3 separate regions of the Homo sapiens genome follow, and regions 1 and 3 are each linked to region 2. The links are chromatin contacts, found by Hi-C or POLR2A ChIA-PET in ENCODE. All regions are on one chromosome and are shown on one strand. Each heading gives the region's core, a stretch centred on a gene start or an enhancer-like site at or near the end of the contact. The rest is flanking DNA. Distances are from core to core; before and after follow the strand shown.

The links. Hi-C counts contacts between places; a loop is a spot of excess contacts on that map. ChIA-PET counts read pairs that join two places held with the same protein, here RNA polymerase II (POLR2A). Pooled maps may share reads with other maps.
Region 1: a loop to region 2 is called in a map of B cell, with 5 times the contacts of the local background. The contact joins the enhancer-like site here to the promoter of HSH2D in region 2. A Hi-C loop is called at or near these places in 1 of 168 maps with a recorded cell type or tissue (B cell), 4 of 37 single-sample maps with no recorded cell type and 5 of 50 pooled maps. POLR2A ChIA-PET finds 5 or more read pairs at or near these places in 10 of 52 experiments (CD4-positive, alpha-beta T cell, CD8-positive, alpha-beta memory T cell, OCI-LY7 and 6 more).
Region 3: a pooled map shows a loop between it and region 2 (4-fold over the local background). The contact joins the enhancer-like site here to the promoter of HSH2D in region 2. A Hi-C loop is called at or near these places in 2 of 50 pooled maps. POLR2A ChIA-PET finds 5 or more read pairs at or near these places in 4 of 52 experiments (SK-N-SH, WTC11, activated naive CD8-positive, alpha-beta T cell and 1 more).

What each region holds. Positions count from the first base shown.
Region 1 is chr19:16,382,304-16,386,126 of GRCh38, forward strand. EPS15L1 (epidermal growth factor receptor pathway substrate 15 like 1) reads right to left here. Exons shown (of 24, transcript NM_001258374.3): 21 at 2,826-2,908. Among named protein-coding and RNA genes, the nearest start is that of KLF2, 59 kb to the left of the region's middle. RefSeq lists enhancers at 623-712, 965-1,466. Within about 2 kb of position 1,613, at least 33 of the 41 ENCODE cell types and tissues checked have a DNase peak (open chromatin) inside an H3K27ac peak, as active enhancers do; they include B cell, CD4-positive, alpha-beta T cell and OCI-LY7, where a contact is called at or near this core.
Region 2 is chr19:16,141,209-16,144,934 of GRCh38, forward strand. It overlaps HSH2D (hematopoietic SH2 domain containing), which reads left to right and starts at 2,477. Exons shown (of 6, transcript NM_001382417.1): 1 at 2,477-2,566. RefSeq lists enhancers at 1,770-1,819, 1,918-2,612, 2,100-2,259, 2,340-2,599, 2,740-2,819 and 2 more.
Region 3 is chr19:16,000,502-16,004,052 of GRCh38, forward strand. No RefSeq gene overlaps it. Among named protein-coding and RNA genes, the nearest start is that of LINC00661, 13 kb to the right of the region's middle. RefSeq lists enhancers at 1,139-1,408, 1,539-1,588, 1,619-1,808. Within about 2 kb of position 1,703, at least 8 of the 41 ENCODE cell types and tissues checked have a DNase peak (open chromatin) inside an H3K27ac peak, as active enhancers do.

The DNA of each region.
Region 1 (3,823 bases), core at 363-2,862, 240 kb after region 2:
CTCCTTGGGGACTCAACTCTTTCCTACTCGGGCAGCGGCTTCAAGGAAAATCTCTATTTTTAGAAAGGTTTCAGTAAAGCTGTCAGGGGCTCTCTGGGCTCGGCAAGAGTGAAGTGTGCTTAAAATAAAAGGAAGACAGAAAAAGCTACTATGAAAACCAGCTCTAAGAGAAACACGTTTGAGTTCACCAGTTGAAGAACTGGTTCAAAACAGAAGACTGAATTTGTAAACAGCAGCCCTAAATATCAATGCACAGCTTTAAACAATTGAGAAGTTGCTAAAAATGGGCTGACGACTAACCCAGTATTTCACAGATGGCTTTTTTTTTTTTTCAGGGCAGAAGAGGGTGAAATAAGTTGGACTCTTGTTTTTATTCTCAAATGCTCCCTGGAAACATACTTTGGGGAATCTGTTTTTAAAGTGAGCTTATGTCACATAGGCTTGATACTGTCTAGAAAAATCTCTTCAGGTGAGGGTGGGGCCTCAACTAAGAGTGCAGGCCCGAAGAGCCTCCCAAAGGAAACTTCTAGAATCAGGCTGTGGGCTGTGACTCTCCTCAGCAAAGCCACGCAGAGGTAAGGTGCTTCAATTCAGGGACTTACAAAAGGGCCTCCCTGCTCTGCTCAGATGGGGAAAAGTTGATGATGGTTTTTTTTTGTTTTTTAAAAAAACACCTTCTTGCCACTTTCATTTCCCTTAGCATTTTATTTATATCCACAATGTTGTTCTTGAAAAACAGATAGGTAACCAAAAAGGAAAAACAGAGCTGCAAGGTCAGGGTTGAGCTCAGAATGCGGCTGTACAAGTGTCATGAAGGCAGCTGATGGAACGCTGGAATCAAAACAAGATAGTATTGGAGACCCATTTTCCACAGCTCTGTCCAACTCTGTCCTGGCCCGGCACCGCCAATAGGAAGTGAGACCGGCTCTGAAATCACAGCTGCATGTGTGTGAAGAGCCCCTGGTTTCAGGGCCCAAGGACAGGCAGAGGGCGGTCATTAGATCCCGGCCCTAGCTCAGGCTCTGCTAGCTCTCCCTCCCTCTGCTCACAGTGAGAGGAGGAAGACAGATCCAGCCTCCCAAAGGAAGAGGAGTCCACTTGCGACAACCAGAAACGACCAGGACGCCTGAGGGACTGCTGCCACCGTGTGGCCAACGTTTTCTGCTTTCGGGAGATGGTTTCCCGCCTGCCCAGGAGCCTGTGCACTGGGCCCTAAATCTTCTGCCAGTCCCAAACCGTGTCACAGCGTGGCATATGAGGGATGGAGGCCTTCTCCGTGTGCTGGAAGGAGGGGGGCGCCATGCCAGGGCCTCTGGGCTCCCTCTGCCCAGGCTCATCTGTGTAAACACACACCCTGCCTCGGTCAGAAGTGGGATCTGCTGCGCCGCCAGGGCACGCACACACGCGTCTTTGAAAACCTGAACAGAATCTCAAGTGCTTCTCGGAATCTGTGTTCTGTGATCACAAGTTGCGACCGCTGCCAACCCCAAGATGCTCAGAGACTCATCTGCTCCACCAGCTGAGTGAACACGGGGCAGCCAAGGGAGACTGCCCAGTCACACTGGCACCTGGGGCACCTGGGCATGGGGCCGGTGGGGCCCCGAGGGGGCCTCATGCCTGGGGCACGCGTCTTCCAGGTACTCCCGGGGCTCCCTCCCCTCACCACCTTCAGGCTGACAGCAGCGCTCACAGGGACTGGGCCCAGCTGCTCCAGGGGACCCCCCACACCGGCCACCCCTTACCACCTGGGCCATGGGCTCCAGGAGGGGGGCTGTGTTCTGCTTGTGGCTACTGCCTCTTCCCGCAGCGTGGATAATGCCTGGGCCTCTGCAGGTGGAACTCGTGAGGAAAGCAGGCCCCTGCAGCCCCCCGAAGACAGAGCCCATCTGCCCCTGCCTGGGGGCTGCCGAGAAGGGACAGAGTGGACGCAGGTGTCAGGGACGGGACACACCTCATCTGCTTTCCTTCATTCCTGCCAAAGAAAAATGCTCCTCACTCAAACAGGGAAACATACAACTCACAAGGAAGCACAATGGTGCCGCAGCCCTGTCCTTCCCACTCACCACAGCCCCCATTTCCAACTTTCCAGCAGTTTCTTCCGGAAGGCACCTCAGTCGTAAGGGGCTTCTATTGTTGTTTTTTGACTTGTCCATTCTGGATGTTCCCTGTTGAATTCTCTATGCTACCTTAAAGATGAGCTCCAACCACACTGCCAGCGTCTGGAGAAGCCCTACAGCTGTCTGGGACCAGAGCCACAGTGAGTTCAGGTCACCGTGTGGTGAGGGCCGGACACCAACGGGTCCAGTCTGGTAACCAGCCTCGCTGCTGTCCTCCTTCAACAGTTCACTCCTCACCTGTGGATCTGTCTGCATTTATTCAAGGAGGCCGGCCCTCACTTTTCAACACCCCTTGAGAGTTCTGTCACATGGGCGACTCTGAACACTCGCTGGCCCACTTTCCCTGGACGCCTCGCACCTGCAGGCCTGCTGCCCATGGCCCTCTCGAGACGCCTGTGCCCAACGCCTTCTCAAGTTTCTACTCGGCCATGGCAATGACTTCACCGTCTGAGACCTGATGGTCGTCAGACACCAGTGGGAGCCAGGGGAGCCCAGGGCACCTATGCCACTGGGAAGGGTCAGGGCTCACCCCACGGGACTGCAGTGCATTGGATCACAGCCATGGATGCTTTCCAGACCTGACCTTGTGTTGGAAAGGTGCCGGGGAGATACATACGTGACATGAACAATTACGCCTGGCAGCCCACACCATGACAAGAGGCACAAAGACACTAGCAGAGGCGCGGGGGCTCCGTGGAGGGGCTTTACCTTGGACATCTGGCTGAAGTCGGCAAAGCCTTCAGCACTATTGAAGGACCCACTTCCGAAGGGATCTAAGGTTCCAAAGGGATCTGCAATCGGCACCAACAAAGTCAGAGTTACAGGTCTTTAAGAGAACATGCCTTCTGGGGTGGAGGGGAAATGCTAGATGGCCCCTGAACCAGGAGACTCAGGAAGGCTGCATTTATTCATTAGACACGTGTGTCTGCATGAAGGCCTCTCAGCAAGGCCCCCCTGCCCACTCTGGCATGGCAAGACGGTTTCTCACTGTGACGACCACTCTGGGAGGGCCAGCATCATTCACGGTCATCAGAAGAGTGACAAGTTGCCACAGAGGCGTGGCCCCTGGGTCCCACTGGGTCTCAATGGGTCAGGAGGCGAGGAGCAACTCCAGGGCGACCTGCCACCCACATGATTTATACAGGGTGGTGTCTTTGGATAGAGGTTTTTGCTGTGTTTTCTCCTCTAACCTGGAAGGGATTTGCCTAGAGTACTGGATACACTCGCCTATGATACCAAACACTGCTACCCGCCCCACGCAAGCTGCAGGACCAAGCGGGGCCTGTTCCCAAAAGAAAGGGGGTGTCCACAGATGCTCCCATTGCATAAAGGCTCGAGCGTGCATCTGCGAGTTCTACACTGTGAGATGAGGTTCCTTCAAACACAGAACCCACAACATAGGCCAGTACCTGGGGTCAAATTCTGGATTTCTTTTAGGGAAAAAACCCAAAGATACAAACCAAAGATTTATAAGGAGGAGTGAGTAAACAGTAGTTAATATCACTGGTGCTATTACTGAATTCCTACTGCCAAAATTCCTTTCTGGAAAGATGCCAGCGCGTGCCCAGGAAGGGGAGCAGCAGCGGGTGCTTGTTTTGGCCTAATGGGCTCAGGCCAGGATCTGGGTGCCACTGACTGATGACACAAACACAGAGGCCACGCTGGCTTTGGGAGTGAAAGTGTTAACTGCGGGGGAGCTCTGCTAC
Region 2 (3,726 bases), core at 1,227-3,726:
GGGCTCCACGTGTCTCCTGCTTAGACCTTGTTGACCACAGAGGGCAGACGAGGTGCTGCTGTTGCCGAGGAGGAGCAGGGGGGTGAGAGAGGCACCCAGGGTGAGCCTGGGGTTATCTAGCCCAGCTGGGCCAGGGCAATAGGCCCTTGGGGAGGCCCCCAGTAGGATCTGGGCCCTTTCTGCCTGAAAGGAGAGGAGGAAGTAGTTTTGTTTGTCTGCCTGGGGTACGAGCACACGGCCAGAGCTGGCCAATCTGTTAGGCACACAGGGCCTGCACCCAGGACCCAAGTGCTGTGTGGGACTTCCCAAAGGGCTTCAGCTTATTTAAAATCAGAAGAAAAAAAACTGAACATCCTAATAATAAATATACAATAAGGAATCCAGCCTGGACCACATCGGTCTTAATGCCAACACAGTTGTAAAATAGAATTTTAAGCTGGCACGGCGGCCCACACCTGTAATCCCAGCACTTTGGGAGGCTGAGGCGGGTGGATCACCTGAGGTCAGGAGTTTGAGACCAGCCTGGCCAACATAGTGAAACCTTGTCTCTACTAAAAATACAAACATTAGCCAGGCGTGTTGGTGGGCACCTCTAATCCCAGCTACTCAGGAGGCTGAGGCAGGAGAGTCACTTGAACCAAGGTGGGCGGATCGCTTGAGCCCCAGGAGTTTGAGACCAGCCTGGGCAACACAGCAAGATCCCATCTCCAAAAAAAATATTTTTTTAATTAGTCAGGTGTGGTGGTGTGTGCCTGTAGTCCCAGCTACTTGGGAGCCTGAGGCAGGAGGATCACTTGAGTCCAGCAGTTCAAGACTGCAGTGAGCTATGATCATACCACTGCACTCCAGCCTGAGTGACAGAGTGAAACTCTGTCTCTAAAATAGGTTAGTCAATTAATAAAAATATTTTAAAATATTTTATAATGGAGGAAGTCCTGGTGTGGACCTATGCGTGCCATGAGACCCCAGCCTGTCCAGGCTCAATTCAGTTTCAAGGCCTTTGTGCCTGCTCTTCCCTCCCCCAGCCTGGGCAATATAGCAAGACCCCATCTCTACAAAAAAATATACTCTTTCTGCACTACGCACTCCCCAAATCAAGATGATTCCTTCTCACCCTCAAATGCCCCTTCCTTCACGTCAGTTAGGTCACCTCTGTGGGTTTGTGCAACTGCTGTTCCCACTTCCTGTTTCCCCTTTGGATTTTTTTGTTTGTTTGGGGTTTTTTGTTTTTTTGTTTTGTTTTGTTTGGTTTTCGTTGGTTTTGTTTTGTTTGAGACGGAGTTACACTCTCGCTGCCCAGGCTGGAGTGCAGTGGTGAGATCTCAGCAAACCGCAACCTCCACCTCCCGGGTTCAAGCGATTCTCCTGCCTCAGCCTCCCAAATAGCTGGGATTACAGGCATGTGTCACCACGCCGGGCTAATTTTGCAGTTTTAGTAGAGACGGGATTTCTCCATGTTGGTCAGGCTGGTCGCGAACTCCTGACCTCAAATGATCTGCCCACCTTGGCCTCCCAAAGTGCTGGGATTACAGGCATGAGCCACCGCACCCAGCTGGTGTTTTTTTGTTTGTTTGTTTTGCGGGGGACAGAATTTCCCTCTGTCATCCAGGCTAAAGTGCAGTGGCGTGATCTCGGCTCACTGCAGCCTCTGCGTCCCTGGTCCAAGCGATTCTCTTGCATCAGCCTCCTGAGTAGCTGGGATTACAGGCACCCGCCACCACGCCTAATTTTTGTATTTTTAGTAGAGACAGGGTTTTACCATGTTGGCCAGCCTGGTCTCAAACTCCTGGCCTCAAATGATCCACCCGCCTCGGCCTCCCAAAGTGCTGGGATTACAGGCGTGAGCCACCGCGCCCAGTTTCTGTTCCCCCTTTGTTGCTTTTGTTTTTGTTTTGAGAAGGAGTCTCACTCCGTTGCCCAGGCTGGAGTGCAATGGTGCGATCTCTGCTCACTGCAACCTCCGCCTCCCGGGTTCAAGCAATTCTTGTGCCTCAGCCTCCTGAGTAGCTGGGATTACAGGCGTGCGCCGCCACACCCGGCTGATTTTCGTATTTTAATAGAGACGGGGTTTTGCCATGTTTGCCAGGCTGGTCTCAAACTCCTGACCTCAAGTGATCCGCCTGCCTCAGCCTGTCAAAGTGCTGGGATTGCAGGTGTGAGCCACCGCACCCGTTCCCCGTTCTCCCTTTGTAATGATGTCTCACTCCTCTTCACTGCTTGATAGATTATAGATGCCAGGAGTCAGGGGGCCTGCACCTGTCTCCGTGTCACCCCTGTGTCCTCCAAACAGCAGGCACACAGTAGGTGCTCAATAACAACTTGCTGGGGGCAAGACAGGAGCAAGCTGTCTCTGCACCTGTGGCACCAGATGCTTTGTTGGACTGCAGACAGGGTGACTTGAGCTGTCCTTGTTCCGCCCCCAGGGCTCACCTGCTTGAGGAAACAGGAACTGCCTCGGGGCAGCCAGCCCCGCCCCATTGACGTGCAGACCTTGAATCGAAACCCAGGCTCCTGCAGGCACTGGCACAGCTACAGCGAGGGCCTCGGCCATCCAAGGGTCTCCCAGGTATGTGACCCAAGAGCCTCAGCCCTCGAGGAGACAGAACGTGGGGGCTGGGCTAGGCCAGAAGGAGGGACAGGGCTAGTGGGGCCTGGGGTGGCAGGAGGGATTTTCTAGGGGCATGGGGGAGAGCTTCGTGGAGGAGGGGGTATTTGTGGTGACCACAAATGGAAAATGGAGCTGGAGTTAGGGAAAAGGGGGTCTTGGCAAGACAACAGCATGAGCAAAGGTATGGAGAGGCAAGAGAGAGAGAGCAAGGATGTCTTTAGGTCTAGAATGTGGGTAGCGGGGAAGTAGAGGAGGCTCCCAGGCCAGGGTCAGGAGCTTGAATTTGAGCATGCGGTCTTTCATCACTAGATAGCTGTTCACCAGCAAAGACCCTTGCACCCTCCTCTGTGCCAGGCCAGCACCAGGACACAGAAAAAAACAACAACACAGGAACCTAGCCCTAAGCCCTGATCCCTAGGAGGCCCTCAGGCTGGTGGAGACAGAGCAAGATAAAGACACTCTAGCTCCATGGAGTCATGGCTGGACCAGAGAGAGGAACAGGGGGGAACGTTGGGGACAGAGAGGGGTGCCAGGGTGTTGTCTGGGGGGAGATGCAGGAAAGCTGCCTGGAGGAGGGGACATTTTTACTGGGTTTTGAAGGATAAATAGGAGCTCTTCCAAGTAAAAAAAAAGAATAAGCCTGTAAACATTACCCCATGATAGGTCACAACTGGATTCATGAATATTGTATATATATCTCTATATATACACAGTGCTAGCTAAACTTTCCTAGGTAAATATCATTATTCCCAAATTAAAGACAGAAATACAGGGACAGAGAGCCATTAAGTGACTTATCTGAGGTCACACAGCGGCTAAGTGGGCGAGCTAGGGTTTGAACCCAGGCCATCTGGGTCGAATTCTAGGCTCTTTTTTTTTTTTTTTTTTTTTTTTGAGACGGAGTCTTGCTCTGTCGCCCAGGCTGGAGTGCAGTGGCTCGATCTCAGCTCACTGCAAGCTCTGCCTCCCGAGTTCACGCCATTCTCCTGCCTCAGCCTCCCAAGTAGCTGAGACTACAGGCGCCCGCCACCACACCCAGCTAATTTTTCGTATTTTTAGTAGAGACGGGGTTTCACCATGTTAGCCAGGATGGTCTCAATCTCCTGACCTCGTGATCT
Region 3 (3,551 bases), core at 453-2,952, 140 kb before region 2:
AAGTCATATCTTTTTGAAGCCTAAAAGTAATCTGTGCCTGCAGTTTTTGAAGTAGGTCTCTTCTTAACAAGGGAACTGGACAAGTTGGGAGGTATAGGAATTCATGCTAGACTTCTCGTCTTCCTATAACACACCTCCTTGACTGACTAAATGGCCTCTTCTCTGAGACTCCAGCAGCTCCTGCAATAGTTGTATAGTTCTTGGATAGTGGCCCTATGGGTCAAGTTACTACAGAGTGTTCAGCCTCAGCATCTACAATAAAGTTCATCAATTGGCCTCCAACTTTTAATGTGACCACAGGCCCCTGGAGGCCTAATGAGAAGGAGCCTGGTCTGTCCTAATCCTCACATCCTTCAGCTCCTGTCAGCCCAATCAGGTCAGTATCTGGTTCCTCTAAGGCACCGCAGCCCTTGGCCGATGGCCTCTTTGTCTCACGGCCTTGGCCATTTCTTTCATTGCCTTCTGGACATTCATCCTTTTAGTGTCCTTTCTTTTTGCATCTCTCATATTGATCCCTCTCTAGCTTTCAAATTTGGTCGGCTTTCAAATCTTTGTCTAACTTAACCTCTTCCATGTCCACGTCCACGTCCGTGTCCTCTCACATTGCTAATCTCTTTTTCTATAAGGCCTGCTGCCAACAGATCTGCCTTTTTTTTAAGCCTTCAATCTGCTTCCTTGTTTTCCTCCTGGTCATAGTTAACATACACTTTGGTGGCTACTTCTATAAGCTGGGTGGCGTTCACGCCTGCAAAACCTTCTAACTGATGAAGCTTTCATTTGATGTTACCATGGGCCTGTCCTACAAATGATGTATTCACCATACGCTGATTTTCAGTGGCCTCAGGGTCAAACAGGGTGAAAAGTTGGTATGCCTCACAGAGTCTCTCATAAAACTGACTTGGGCTCTCATCAGCTCCCTGAAGCACTTCTGAAATCTTCCCTGTATTAATTGCTTTCTTTCCACCCTCCCTTAGCCCTTGCAGAAGTGCCTCTTGGTACCTCTGCAAACGCTGAAGCTGAGTTGCATCCTCTGGGTCCCAGTTGGGATCTTGGTCTGGGAGCTGGCCCTGAGCATATGCCTGAGCGTTCACTGCATCTGCTGGTGCAGGGGCTTCTAGTCAGTGGAGAGCTCCCTGTGTTACTCTTCTGTGCTCCTCAGTGTTAAACAGCGTGAGAAGAAGCTGCCTACAGTCTGGCCAGGTTGGATTGTGTGTCAGAAAGATGGATTGCATCAGATCTATGAGAGCTTGGGGCTTCTCTGTGTAGGGGGGGTATGGTGTTTCCAGTTTAAGAGATCAGTGGTTGAAAAGGGCTGGTAGATGCAAGTTCATTGCCCCCCGCCGGACTTGGACTTGGTCATTATAATAAATGGGTCCTCGCGTCTCCCTGAGAGGCATTTGCATAGCTCGAGCATGGCCAGATTTGAGTTGGTCTGCTTGACTATCTTGACTTCCTTCCCTGGCCCCCCGAGGCTCCGATCCTTCCCTTCAGGGTGAGACTTGGGGCATGCTGTCTTTTGAGTCTGGCTCCTGGGGAGCTGGAGCTATCAGCCCCTGTAAAGCGAGGTAGGCTGGGACATATGGAGGAAGAATCTCTGTTCCCTCTGGTGGCCCCTGCAAAACTGGCCTCTCTTGCTCTCTCTGGGACTTTCCCTTTAACTCTGTGTCTGCCAGTGAAGCTGCTCTTACTTTCACTTTTGGGTTGGCTCAGGCTACAAGTGTTTTGCAATAAGGTGCTAAACGGGGCTGGATCCAGGCTGGTCTTGTCTGTGCTATATTTAACCATGAATCAATACAAGGAAATTGGTCTGGATGCCCTGGCTGTCCTCCGACCCCTGTCACCACCCTAAATACACGACCAATTATTTCCTTGTCTATAGTTCCTTCAGTCGGCCATCTAACACCAAAAGAAGGCCATTCTAATTCTCAGAGAGTTCTCAACCTCTGGGGGGTTAACTTAATTCCATAATCCCCTGCAAAATCTTTCTTAAAGTTCTGTAACATGCATTCCAATGGAGTAAGTTTTGATGACTTTCCTCCCATTCCTCCCTTTACAGCGCAGCACACTCACTCTTGCACACTCACTCTTCCTCTTGTTTCGGCTGAATATACCATCTCCTATTACAGGAGTTTTCAGATGCTGCTTGGCTTCGGAGAGTTCCTTATTCCTGCTACAACTGCTGCAGTCGTAGGGCAGCTCCTATTAGCCATATGCAGATCACCGCTAGTCTTAGTCGGCCCCACACTTTGCTCAGAACACACAGTCCAGGCTAAGAGATCTGTGACTCCCCACTTTGCAACTGATGAACCTAATTAGGCCCCTCCATTCACACACTTTCACACACTTCCCCACTCCCAGTTCCCATGTTCTTAATTGGGGTGGTGAGCCACTCTCACTACCTCCAGTTTCCTTTTCCTAACCAACTTAGTGAGCCACTCTTGCATCCTATGTCAGTTGGGGTGTAAGTTTCATCTGAATTGGCGAGCCATTCTCACCACCCCCAGCCCTTCTGGGTTGGATTAATAGTCACATCCCAGGAGGTGATCAGGCTCCCCTTCCATCCTTATGGGGTGGGTCCTGCCTTGGGCCCCAAAACCTTACTGCAGTCCTGAAGGAAGCACGCTGCTCCTGGAATCATCCCATAGCCCCTCAGGTTCCACTGTGCTGCTGGGTAGGGGCACCAGGTCATGAGAGACCCGATCTCCCCTCCGGGCTGAAGTTCTCTGGGCAGTGCCTGGGGTCACAGGTCTCCCCTGGCCCAGGGCTCCTCCAGCCCCCACAGGCAAAGGAGACAGTAAGCCTGTTGTCTCCACTCCTGGCTGGCTCTTCAGAAATGTTGTGGGAAACTGAGGAACAGAGACCGATATGGGAGAACAGGAGGATATTTATTTTAAGGTATGCACCAGTTCAGTGGATTCACATCCAAAAAGCTGAGCGTTGGACAAAAACAAAAGTTAACTTATATAGGCTAGCATACAAGAGCAAAACAAAGACAATAAATTTTACAGTGACAAGCCACATAATCTATAGTGTAACTGCTAACTTGGCATAACTTGTGGCCTTGTATATGCAGCGCATCAGAAAAAAATTAAAACAGGAACTTTGCAAATCTTACTAAATACAAGCATTGGCAAACATAGTCATAACTAATAGTTCAGTACAGGAGAGACATTGAAGGAATTTGTTGTTCTTTTAACCTTTCTCAGGAGTGTCTGCAGCTCATTTCTGCAGGCCAGGTCGCCATGACCTGTCTATAGCCTTGCCTGCAGCAGAGGAAAACTTGTGTTTTTCAAATAACCCTTATTTCTTCTGGAGTGAATAAATGCAGTGTTTATTTTTCTTTAATTTCTGCCTTAACACTGCCCAAAGCAATTTATAGATTCAATGCTATTCCTATTAAACTACCAGTGAGATTATTTACAGAACTAGAAAAAAAACAGTTTTAAAATTCCTATAGAACCAAAAGTGAGCTTGAATAGCTAAGGCAGTCCTAAGCAAAAAAGGTAAAGCTAGAGACATCATGTTACCTGACTTCAAACTGTACTACAGGG